3 separate regions of the Homo sapiens genome follow, and regions 2 and 3 are each linked to region 1. Evidence: chromatin contacts called from ENCODE Hi-C or POLR2A ChIA-PET data. All regions are on one chromosome and are shown on one strand. Each heading gives the region's core, a stretch centred on a gene start or an enhancer-like site at or near the end of the contact. The rest is flanking DNA. Distances are from core to core; before and after follow the strand shown.

Region 1 (3,212 bases), core at 369-2,868:
GAGATGAGATTGGAAGAGGGGGGGCCTTCTCTGGGGATGTGAGGCACTACTACTGTGTCCCACCCATGACGCTCCTGCAGTCCCAGGTCGTGGGAAGGGCACTGGAAAGAAGGCAACTCACTTGAGGAGGCCCAGGATAAAGGCATGGAAGCGGCTACGGCTGCTGCTCAGCGGGGCTAGACGGCTGACCTGGCTATACAGGGTTCCAAGGGAGCGGGTGCTGGAGCCTGAGAACGTGGGGTGCAGTCAGCCAAGCCCGGCCCTGCCCTGCGCACTGCCGGGTCCCACGCCCTCCTGGCTCACCTGGCTTCACCGACGCCTCCACCACGCTCCAGGGGCTGCTCCTGCGCTGCCCGGTGATGAGGTCCTTCCGGAAAGGCTTCAGCCCGTCCGCCACCAGGGCGTGGAGGGCCGGGCAGAGGGTGGTCAGCACCAGGTGCCCCACATCCGGGCTCAGCCGGCTATCACCCAACTGGGCCTGGAGGTGGCGCGATGCCGATGGCTCCAGAGATCCCTCCAGACACCTCCCAGCCACCTCCCGCCAACCATTCCCGCACCCCCCGCGGAGCTCCATTACTCTCCTCATCCCAACAGCCTCCCCCCAGCCACCTTCACCTTCTGCACCAAGTTCCGGGCGGCCCCGAAATGCGAGATGATTTTATCAACGGAGACGCTGACGGCTATCAGAAGACCTGGGAGGAGTGGGAAAGGGAAGACGCTAGGAGGCCGCGCCCCTACCCAGGCTTGCCCGAGGGGCGTGGAGAGACTGCCTTCGGACAGCCTGAGAGCAGGGCCGGGGGCGAAGGGCAGTTTATTCGGAAGCGCGGGGTCGGGAGTCAGGGTGCCCTACCTTTCTTCTGCTCCTGCAGCTGACCAGTCCCACTCTGGGCTTCTGCCATCCACAGCCGCTGGGCTCCGGGGACACCGGCGAAGGACCACGAACTACGGACTGGCGTAAGGGAAGAAGGGCGCGGTAACACTTACCAAGTGTTATTCCGAGGACTCCGGGCTCCCGCACAAGTTGTCTCCGGCGGGTCTGCAGTGCTGTGTCCCCGAAGGGTCTTGGGGAGAGGAGGCGCAGGACCGCCTGAAGCACGGGGTAGCTCGACCCGAGCCCCGGAGTGAAATCTCGCACACTTCCCAGCACTCGCTGTCCCCCAGCCCCATCCCGGTTCCCTGTGCCCTCCCTCAGGGCACAGCCCCCACCTCCAGGATCCCGGAACTCCGGGAGCGGGATGGCCGCGCTCACCTCCCGCCTGCCCTGCTAGGGCCTGTAGGGCGGGAGAGGACGGGGCGCGGGGAGGGAGGTGTAGCCCAGCGCACCGCCCCGGGGCCCAGTCCTGCCTGCGGAGCCCCGGGGAGCACGTGGGCGGCATGGACCAATGGAAAGACAGACAGGGGAAAGGGAGGAGACGGAGGGAGGCGAGACCCGAGGATTGGGAGGCTGGAAGGCGCCGGAAAGGGGAAACCCGGGTCCCGCAGCAGCCTCTTGGCGGAGGGTGCCCTCTTCATCCCGCGTGGGACTGGACTCGCGGAGAGGGCGTGGCCAGAACCTCTAGTGCCAATGAGCTCCCGGGAGCTTCACCCTCCACCCCTCCCTAGCAAGGTCGGGGGGCAGGCCCGAGCTGCACAGGCCAAGGAATTCCACAGAGGGTGTGACCCAAAGCCCCTAACAACAGACTCGCTGGGACCCCCTAGACTTGGCATGGAGGCTGGGTAAGCCCGCGTCCACTATGCCCAGGTGGGTCTGGAGGGAGAGGGGGCCGGCCCACGGAGCAGGAAAGGCAACAACTTCCCCCTCCAGCACTAGGAACGGGGCCAGACTCCCCAAGGCCGACAAACTTGCTTGGAGTCGGCTTAAACTGAAGGGCGGGACTAAGCTGGGCAACCCCGGAAAAAAAGCGAAAACGGGGCCGGGCGAGAGTGGGCGGGGCGGCCCGCCTGAGGCGTGGCCCGCGGGGCTAGCCCGGGTCCGTCTTACGTAGCCTGGGCGGAGGCGATGGGCTCCTGGTCCAGCGAGGGGCCTTCGGCGGACGAGGTTGCGGTGGCAGCGGGGGGGCGGGTACCTGGCGGGGTGGGGGAGCCGCGGCGGGGAAGGTGCTACTTCTGGGAAAGAGCGGGGACAGCAGCAGTGCCAGCTCGGGGCTGGCCAGGCAGGGCAAGGCTCCCCGAGTCGGAGGCGAATAGGCTCCCACCGGGGACAGGCGGACGGGCAGCAGCTGCTCCTCTGGGGGGCTCGGCGCCCCCAGCAGCCGCAGCCCGGCGCCGGGCCACCCGGCCAGAGGAGCCAGGAGCAGAGACCCAGCTGCGCCTGCGCCCCCACCCTCCAACAGGGGGCGCCCGTCGGCCGAGAACCGGAAAACCAGGGGCCGAGGGAGCAGGAGGGGACCGGCTGCAGGCGGGATTGGCGGGGCCAGGCGCAGAGGGAAGGAGGGCAGCGGGATGGGCAGCCAGGCAAGAAGGGGCGGGAAGAAGAGGGAGCAAACAGTTAGTCCCATAACCCAATGACCCACCCAGTTTCCCTTTCCCGGAGCGCTCCCTGGTAGAAGGGGCGGGGAGGATGGGTGACACAGAATGGAGGGAAGACAGGGGGCCGGGTTGGAAGCCTAGGAGGCGTGAGCGGCCGAAGCCCAGCCCTCCTCCCGCTTCTTGCGACCTCTTACCCTCCAGGCCGGCCTGCGCGCCCGGCTCCTTCGCGGCTGGGGCCTCCTCGCCAGCCGCTGGGCTGACAGCCCGGCCCTCCTCGGACTGCCCCTCCGCTATGGGCTGCAGTCCAGGTCGGTTCTTCTTCCTTCGGGGAGGGACAGGCGGGGGTGGGGGCCGGGGCGGGACCAAAGCCCAGCCAACTGGGGGGTCTCGAGGCGGGACTGGCGGGGCTGGGGCCCGGCTTCGGGACCGGAGTTCCTTGAAGGTGGTGACTTCCCGAGGAGGTGCCGAGGAGCCGCCCGGCGACCCCGAGGGGGGGAGCTCGGTGTCGGGCGAGAAGACTATGAGCCAGTCACTGCGATCTTTCTTCGCCTGCGGGACAAGGGGCAGCCCTGGGCCCCGCTTGCGCTTCTGGGCCAGCTCGTGGAAGGACGTGATTGTCCGGTGGGGCACCGGCTCCTCGCTGACGTCACTTCTCCATCCTCCATCAATTTTCCCTGCATCTGTTTTCGAGCCAGAATCAGTTATTCTTGTGTTGGTTTTCCAACCAGAGTCGAATTTTTCAG
Region 2 (3,212 bases), core at 324-2,823, 650 kb before region 1:
GAGGTGAGTCTGGAGTTCTGGGGCCAGGAGCCTCAGGCCTCTTGGTTTGGGGGAGTTCCTACACCCTCCCCGTAGGTATACTTGGCAGGTGCAAGCCAGGAAGAACAAGCTGTGGCCCTGGGGAAGTCCTTCCTGCTTTCTAATGTCCATCCAGCCTGAACTGGGCACGGTTTATTTCCTCTTCCTTTTTCCTGGTCTTTGCTATTTAAGGATTCTAAACAGGGGAATGGGTGAAGAAGGAGGTGAAGGAGTTGCTAGGAAGGAGGGGAAGCCGGAGGGGCAGTGTGGGGGTAGTGCTGGGGGTGAGGAGCCCAACCAGCTCAGCCAGTGGTGAGGTAGTGGAGCCCAAAAATAGTGGCAGAGGCTAAAATTGGCACCTACAAGAGTGCTGAGTTGGGCTTGAAACCTGCAGCCTGGCCCCACTGCTGAGCCAGGGCAGAGAACTGCTGGATCTGGGTTGGGTCTCCCCTCCCTCCCTTCTTCTCCCACGCCCTTTGGGGCCAGAATCAGGCAGGACCCTGCTAACCGAAGGCTCTGTCCCAGGCCTCTCTGTGCTTCTGGTTTCTCCAGAGAAATGGGAGACCCTGAGAGGCAGAAATGAACTTCACTGTAAGTGATCATAGTTAGACTGGAGGAGGAATTTTCCCAATAGCAGGAAACTCACCCAAAGGCTGGCTCAGGCTGGGGAAAAGGGTCCAGAGAGATGAATGCCCCACCTTACCCTGCTTCTTGGGGAGAGGCTGGTTGGGCCCTAACTTTCTTTGACTAGGGCAGGCTGGTTTCTGGTCTTTCAGTTCCGGCTTAACTTGCAACAGAGAGAACTGCAGTTAGACACATGGAAGGCCTTCGGTAAAAGTGGAGAATCCCAACCTAGTCCCCCAAAGTAGCTGGCAGAGGCGGAGCTAGGAGGAGGGCAGAGTGGGGTCAGGAAGGCCCCAGAAGGGTGGGGCATGTGGGAGAATTCTCTCCTCTCTGTTCTTCGACCTCTGGGAGTGAATCCTACCCTTCCCGTGTACTGAAGATCCAGCGTTTAGTTCTCCTTTGATTTCCTCTCCCTCTGGCCACCCCTGCCCCCAATCGTAAAAGGGGTCAGTCTGCTCAGGCCTGCTTTGATGGGACCCCGAAGGCCAGGAAGGAACTGGTCCTGGGTTTTCTAAGAGCTGGGGGCGGATGGAATTCTCCTGCCTGCGGGTCTTTAAAGACTGAGGTAACGCAGTAGGGGAGGGAAAAAGGGAGGGCGAGGGGAGAAGGGAAGAAGGGGAGGGCAGAGGGGAAAGGGCCAACCTGGGTCCGGCGAGGGCTGCGGGGCTGGGTTTTAGGAAAAGAAGAGCTAAGAGGCGGGTCTCTGGGGCTAGAGGGCGCCCCCAGGCGCTGGAGGGGAAATAGGCAGAGGGGCCTCTCAAACCTGTCCTAGGACCCTCGTACCTCTCCGAGCTGCCCCCACACAAACCCTGGCGTCCCGTCCTGCGCGCGGGCACCCCGCCCTCCCTCCGCTCCGCCTACCCCCTTCCTGAGCTTGGGCGGGGGAGGAGACTCGGGTTTGAGGAACTGGTGCTGGGTGCCGGGCGAGGGGAGTCAGACTTCCTGTCCCCGAGACCAACGCGTGCGGGCCGAACCCCTCCCCCCGCCTTCCCCCAACAATACAGGACGCCGGGGTCCGCGCCGCGTCCTCCCTGGTCCCCCCGTCCGATTATGTCTCGGATCGAATCCCTCACGCGGGCGCGGATCGACCGGAGCAGAGAGCTGGCGAGCAAGGTGGGCTCGGAAACCCCTCTCCTTTCGCCGCGGTCCTCGGGTGCTCCCCGAACCCCGGCACCCGCGGTGCATCTCCTGTCTCCCCGCCTGCTTTCTGGGCGCCAAAATCGGGCGGAGCGGTGGATCGGCGAGCGGCGGGACGGGGTGGGTGGGGACTGCGAGCGAGTGGGTAGGGGTGGGGGGAGCGGCAGACGCGACGGTGCTGGGATCCCGGGAGGGAGCGGAGCGGACCTGGGCTTGGTCGCCTCCAAGCCGGCGGGACCGAGTGCTTTAGGCCGCTTGAAAGAAAGTTGCTCCGGTAAGGGACGGAGCGGGAAGAGGGAGGTGTGTGTCTCGCGGGTGGGGGCGGTGGAAGCTCCGGCACCTCCTCTCACCCCGGGCCCCACCGGCTTGGGCTTGGCGTGGCGACCCCCCATCACTCCCCAATCGCTGGCTTGGTCGTTCCCCCTTTGTCCCCGCCATCCGGCGGAGGGGACGGGAGGGGGTGGTTTCCCGGCTTCCTCCCACCACCACCACCACCCCTCCAAGACAAAAGTCAGCTCCTCCTCTCCTCGCAAATGGACTTTCCAGCTGTGATTCAGTTCTCCCCTCTGGGTGGGCGGGTGGCTGGGGTCGGGACGGCCGAGGGACGGCTTACTTCCCCCAAACCATCACCTCTAGGTGAAGGGAGCAGAGGTCTTTGTGTAGCTGGGCTCCTTTCCTCCATCCTGAGCCCTTCTGCCTGGAACATAGGGCCTCCATCCCTATCTGCCCCGCCAGCCTCCTAGCTCTTCCTTCTCCCAACCTGAAACCCTTAGGCTGACACACCTGGCACTATGCATTGTGTTCCCTGCCCTTCCTCCTCCTCCCCCAGCGCTCTCATTCTCTTATCTGCTCGTCTTGGGGTCCCTTCACCTAGCATTTCATGAGTCTGGGTGTATAATTATCCACACGCCTCCCCCATCATGACCTCTTGGCCACTCCTCTCCAAGTACCCTTTATCCCTGCCTTTGTACCCAGCCCCATTCCCAAGTGCCCTGACCTTTCCACACCCAGACCCCAGGAAATGATGAAGCTGACTTGCAGGTGAATAAGTCAGAGCTGAAAGGAAGGTGGTGCCTGCAGACAGCACCTCCCAGCTCCTTTGGGGCCCCCGCACTGTACCCATTATCAGAAAGGACAGGTCCCAGCCCAGAGTTGGTTTAATCTCTGGCTTCTCTCCAACCTGAGTGCCCTACTACCCTGGTGCCAGCCTATGCTGATCACCAACTTCAGCCAAGGGAGCAGTACCCCTTAGGAGTCCTTAAGGGTGATGGAAAGCCCTCCCCTCCACCTCCCTGGTAGTTCCTAGCCAGGCTACCTGTCTTGATGCTAAACTGGGAGAGACAGAGGTTCCATCCTGGGTTGGGGGTGGAGGGCCAGGGAAAGCAGCTTTAAAAGGACTTTCCTTAGGGGGTTGGGATTAGATTTTGCTATCT
Region 3 (3,212 bases), core at 486-2,985, 610 kb before region 1:
TACAAAAGGTCACACATTGTATAATTCCATTTATATAAAATGTGTAAAATAGGTAAATCCAGAGAAACAGTAGATTAGTGGTAGCCCATGTCTTGCGGGGCAAGAGAAATGTGAAGTGACTGTTAACAGGTGAGGGGTTTCTTTTTGGGGTGATGAAAATAATCTGGAATTAGATAATGATGATTGTGGCACAATCTTGTGGACACACTAAAAAACACTGAATTGTGCACTTAAATTTACTCTTTAAAAAGGGTAAATTTATGGCATAGGAGTTACATCACAAATTTTTTAAAATGACAAATATAATAAATAATGTAATTTCAATCAGAATCCCAACAGCATTGTGTTTTGGGGAGAAGAGGAAAAGGGGCACTTTGGGGAGGCCGAGGTGGTAGGATCGGTTGAGCCCAGGAGTTTGAGACCAGCCTAGGCAAAATAGTAAGACACCCCCCACCCCCGCACCCCCTACCACCCCGGTCTCTTAAAAAAAAAAAAAAAAAGCCAGGTGTGGTGGCCCGTGCTTGTAGTCCCAGCTACTTCAGAGGCTGAGGTGGGAGGATCAGGAGACTCATTGAAGCTCCAAGACATCCTAAAGGTTAGAAACCTTTAGCCTCGGCAGGGCGCGGTGGCTCACGCCTGTAATCCTACCACTTCGGGAGGCCGAGGCGGGTGGATCACCTGAGGTCAGGAGTTTGAGACCAGGCTGGCCAACATGGCTAAACTGTGTCTCTACTAAAAATACAAAACAACAACAACAAAAAATTAGCTGGGCGTGGTGGCGGGCACCTGTGATCCCAGCTACTTGGGAGGCTAAGGCAGGAGAATCGTTTGAACCCGGGAGGCGGAGAGTGGTTAGCCGAGATCGCGTCATTGCACTTCAGCCTGGGTGACGGAGCGAAACTGTCTCAAAAAAAAAAAAAAAAAAAAAAAAGAAACCTTTAGCCTACAGAATCAACTCAAACTCCTCAGCATAGCATTCAAGGCCTTTCATCTTCTGGCCTCCCACTCCAGCCAGCTCAACCGTTAAGTACACAGATGCCAGAACAGGGTGCTCCATAACCTATGCTTGATCGCCTCTCCAGTACTCAACCGGCTTTTTAGCGTCCCATTCTTAAACGCTCCAGCAAGATGAGCAGCTTATCTTCTTCGACCTTTGCTTAATATACAACTCTATCATACATATTTGCCTGCGTACCTGCCTTGCCACATTGAGAGTACCAGAATGGCAGGGCCTGCGGCTTATTCATCTTTTTATTTTTATATTCCCTGCTTGGTGCACAGAAATGAAGCAAACAAACAGAGAAATTCTCCAAATGATCTTTGCAACGAATCCTTTTCCTTTTCCTAAGTAACAGAAACGTGAAACGGGCAAAAGCCGCGGGAAGGCTGTCTCCCCAGACAGAAACTAGGACTCAACACAAACGTAGCGGAATTTGAGGAGAAACCTGTTTAATCTCCTGACTCATGCATATTGTCTTCTAGTCTAACAACATGCCCACGATAAAGATGGATTCAGCTAGCCCCGATTCCGCATTTATAGTAGGCACAGCAGCCATCTTTCTTAAGGTTAAGGCGCAACCCGGAAGATCACACCCTACCTGCCTCAGAAACGCCAGATGCCTTTAAATCATCGAGAGTCCAATCGGAATCGACATTTTCACCGGAACCGCTCGGCCCCACGACCGGAAGAGGCTGTGCGTAAGAACGTTGGGGGCGGAAGTGACGAGAGGTGGTAGTCGGATAGTTGGCGGGTGGTTGAGTAGAAGCGGTCGCCATGTCCGCGGGGAGCGCGACACATCCTGGAGCTGGCGGGTACGGCTTCAGGGGCGAGGGCATCGGAGCGAGCACTGGGGCGCAGGAGAGGCGGAGGGACCCTGAGAAGCTGCGTATAGGGTGGAAGGGTCCTTAAGTGGGAAGTAAAGGGCTGGACGTTTGGGGAGAAGGATCTTGAGCAGGCCTGGGGCCCTTAAAGGGCCGGCGGGGATCCGAGGGAGGAGGCAAACGGGGACTTTTGGAAGGGCGAGCCAAGGGGAAGGCGTAAACTAGAGCGTGTAGGATAGAGTGGAGTCTTTCGATATAGGTGACAGTAGAAACGAAAGATTTTGGGGAAGGGTTGAAAGTGGGGGTTTGTTAAATAAGCAATAATTGTTTAAGGAGAGGGGAGTTTTAGATTTGGAAGGTGATTCGGAGGTGTAAATGGAATATAATAGAGGGAAAATGGGGTGCTAAGGCGTAGTAAGGAAAGAATAACATACACGAAAGCTTTGGGGCCTAATGTTTTCCTTTTTCTCCATGTAGGCGCCGCAGCAAATGGGACCAACCAGCTCCAGCCCCACTTCTCTTCCTCCCGCCAGCGGCCCCAGGTGGGGAGGTCACCAGCAGTGGGGGAAGTCCTGGGGGCACCACAGCTGCTCCTTCAGGAGCCTTGGATGCTGCTGCTGCTGTGGCTGCCAAGATTAATGCCATGCTCATGGCAAAAGGGAAGCTGAAACCAACTCAGAATGCTTCTGAGAAGGTATTTGAAGTTGAAGGGTCTCCACTAATTGCGAATTTAATAGTTGTTTTGCCGGGCGCGGTGGCTTACGCCTGTAATCCCAGCACTTTGGGAGGCCGAGGCGGGTGGATCACAAGGTCAGGAGTTTGAGACCAGCCTGACCAACATGGTGAAACCCCGTCTCTACTGAAAATACAAAAATTAGTCGGGCATGGTGGCACGCGCCTGTAATCAGCTACTCAGGAGGCTGAGGCAGAACTGCTTGAACCCGGGAGGCGGAGGTTGCAGTGAGCCGAGATTGTGCCAGTGCACTCTAGCCTGGGCGACCCAATGAGACTCCGTCTCAAAAAAAAAAAAAAAAAGTTGTTTGTAATCCTGTAATCGCATAATAATTTGTGTTAGTAAAGGATAAATGGATATAGTAGTTGAGAGATCATTTAGTTTTGGAATGTTCCAGAACACATTTTGTTACAAATACATATTTACGAGGCGTTTTTGATTGGGCTGATTACATTTATGGACCAAATACCTTGTCTTGTCCTTGTTCACTTAGTTCAGCTTAAGCTGTATTTCCATAGTCATTTAAAGCAACATAACATGTTTTTAATATATGTGCTTTTTCCCTGAAGTCAGAGGAGTTCAGGTAAATCAAGTGAGCCCCATAGTGTCATCTCTAATTAGAACCTGTAGGGTTTTATTTATTTATTTATTTATTTTG

Evidence for each region. A loop is a pair of places that touch in the nucleus more often than their neighbours do. ChIA-PET counts read pairs that join two places held with the same protein, here RNA polymerase II (POLR2A). Pooled maps may share reads with other maps.
Region 2: a pooled map shows a loop between it and region 1 (14-fold over the local background). The contact joins the promoter of ARHGEF2 here to the promoter of RUSC1-AS1 in region 1. A Hi-C loop is called at or near these places in 2 of 37 single-sample maps with no recorded cell type and 10 of 50 pooled maps. POLR2A ChIA-PET finds 5 or more read pairs at or near these places in 1 of 52 experiments (CD4-positive, alpha-beta T cell).
Region 3: a loop to region 1 is called in a pooled map, with 7 times the contacts of the local background. The contact joins the promoter of KHDC4 here to the promoter of RUSC1-AS1 in region 1. A Hi-C loop is called at or near these places in 7 of 50 pooled maps. POLR2A ChIA-PET finds 5 or more read pairs at or near these places in 2 of 52 experiments (OCI-LY7 and activated CD4-positive, alpha-beta T cell).

The regions. Positions count from the first base shown.
Region 1 is chr1:155,322,582-155,325,793 of GRCh38, reverse strand. RUSC1-AS1 (RUSC1 antisense RNA 1) reads left to right here and starts at 1,618. Exons shown (of 6, transcript NR_145424.1): 1 at 1,618-1,716. RUSC1 (RUN and SH3 domain containing 1) reads right to left here. Exons shown (of 10, transcript NM_001105203.2): 2 at 2,664-3,212; 3 at 851-949; 4 at 616-692; 5 at 304-478; 6 at 122-227. RefSeq lists enhancers at 829-1,038, 3,210-3,212 and silencers at 1,049-1,098, 1,119-1,488, 1,829-2,028, 2,069-2,298, 2,589-2,828.
Region 2 is chr1:155,976,908-155,980,119 of GRCh38, reverse strand. It overlaps ARHGEF2 (Rho/Rac guanine nucleotide exchange factor 2), which reads left to right and starts at 1,573. Exons shown (of 22, transcript NM_001162383.2): 1 at 1,573-1,755. The coding sequence starts at 1,693. It overlaps ARHGEF2-AS2 (ARHGEF2 antisense RNA 2), which reads right to left and starts at 1,481. Exons shown (of 3, transcript NR_183460.1): 1 at 1,426-1,481; 2 at 665-800. RefSeq lists enhancers at 379-428, 1-437, 899-968, 3,099-3,178 and silencers at 1,309-1,358, 1,419-1,578.
Region 3 is chr1:155,932,936-155,936,147 of GRCh38, reverse strand. KHDC4 (KH domain containing 4, pre-mRNA splicing factor) reads left to right here and starts at 1,735. Exons shown (of 14, transcript NM_014949.4): 1 at 1,735-1,812; 2 at 2,299-2,515. The coding sequence starts at 1,775. LOC107985207 (a long non-coding RNA gene) reads right to left here and starts at 1,680. Exons shown (of 2, transcript XR_001738244.2): 1 at 1,599-1,680; 2 at 1-900. RefSeq lists enhancers at 1,499-1,658, 1,759-2,068, 1,608-2,174, 1,030-2,229.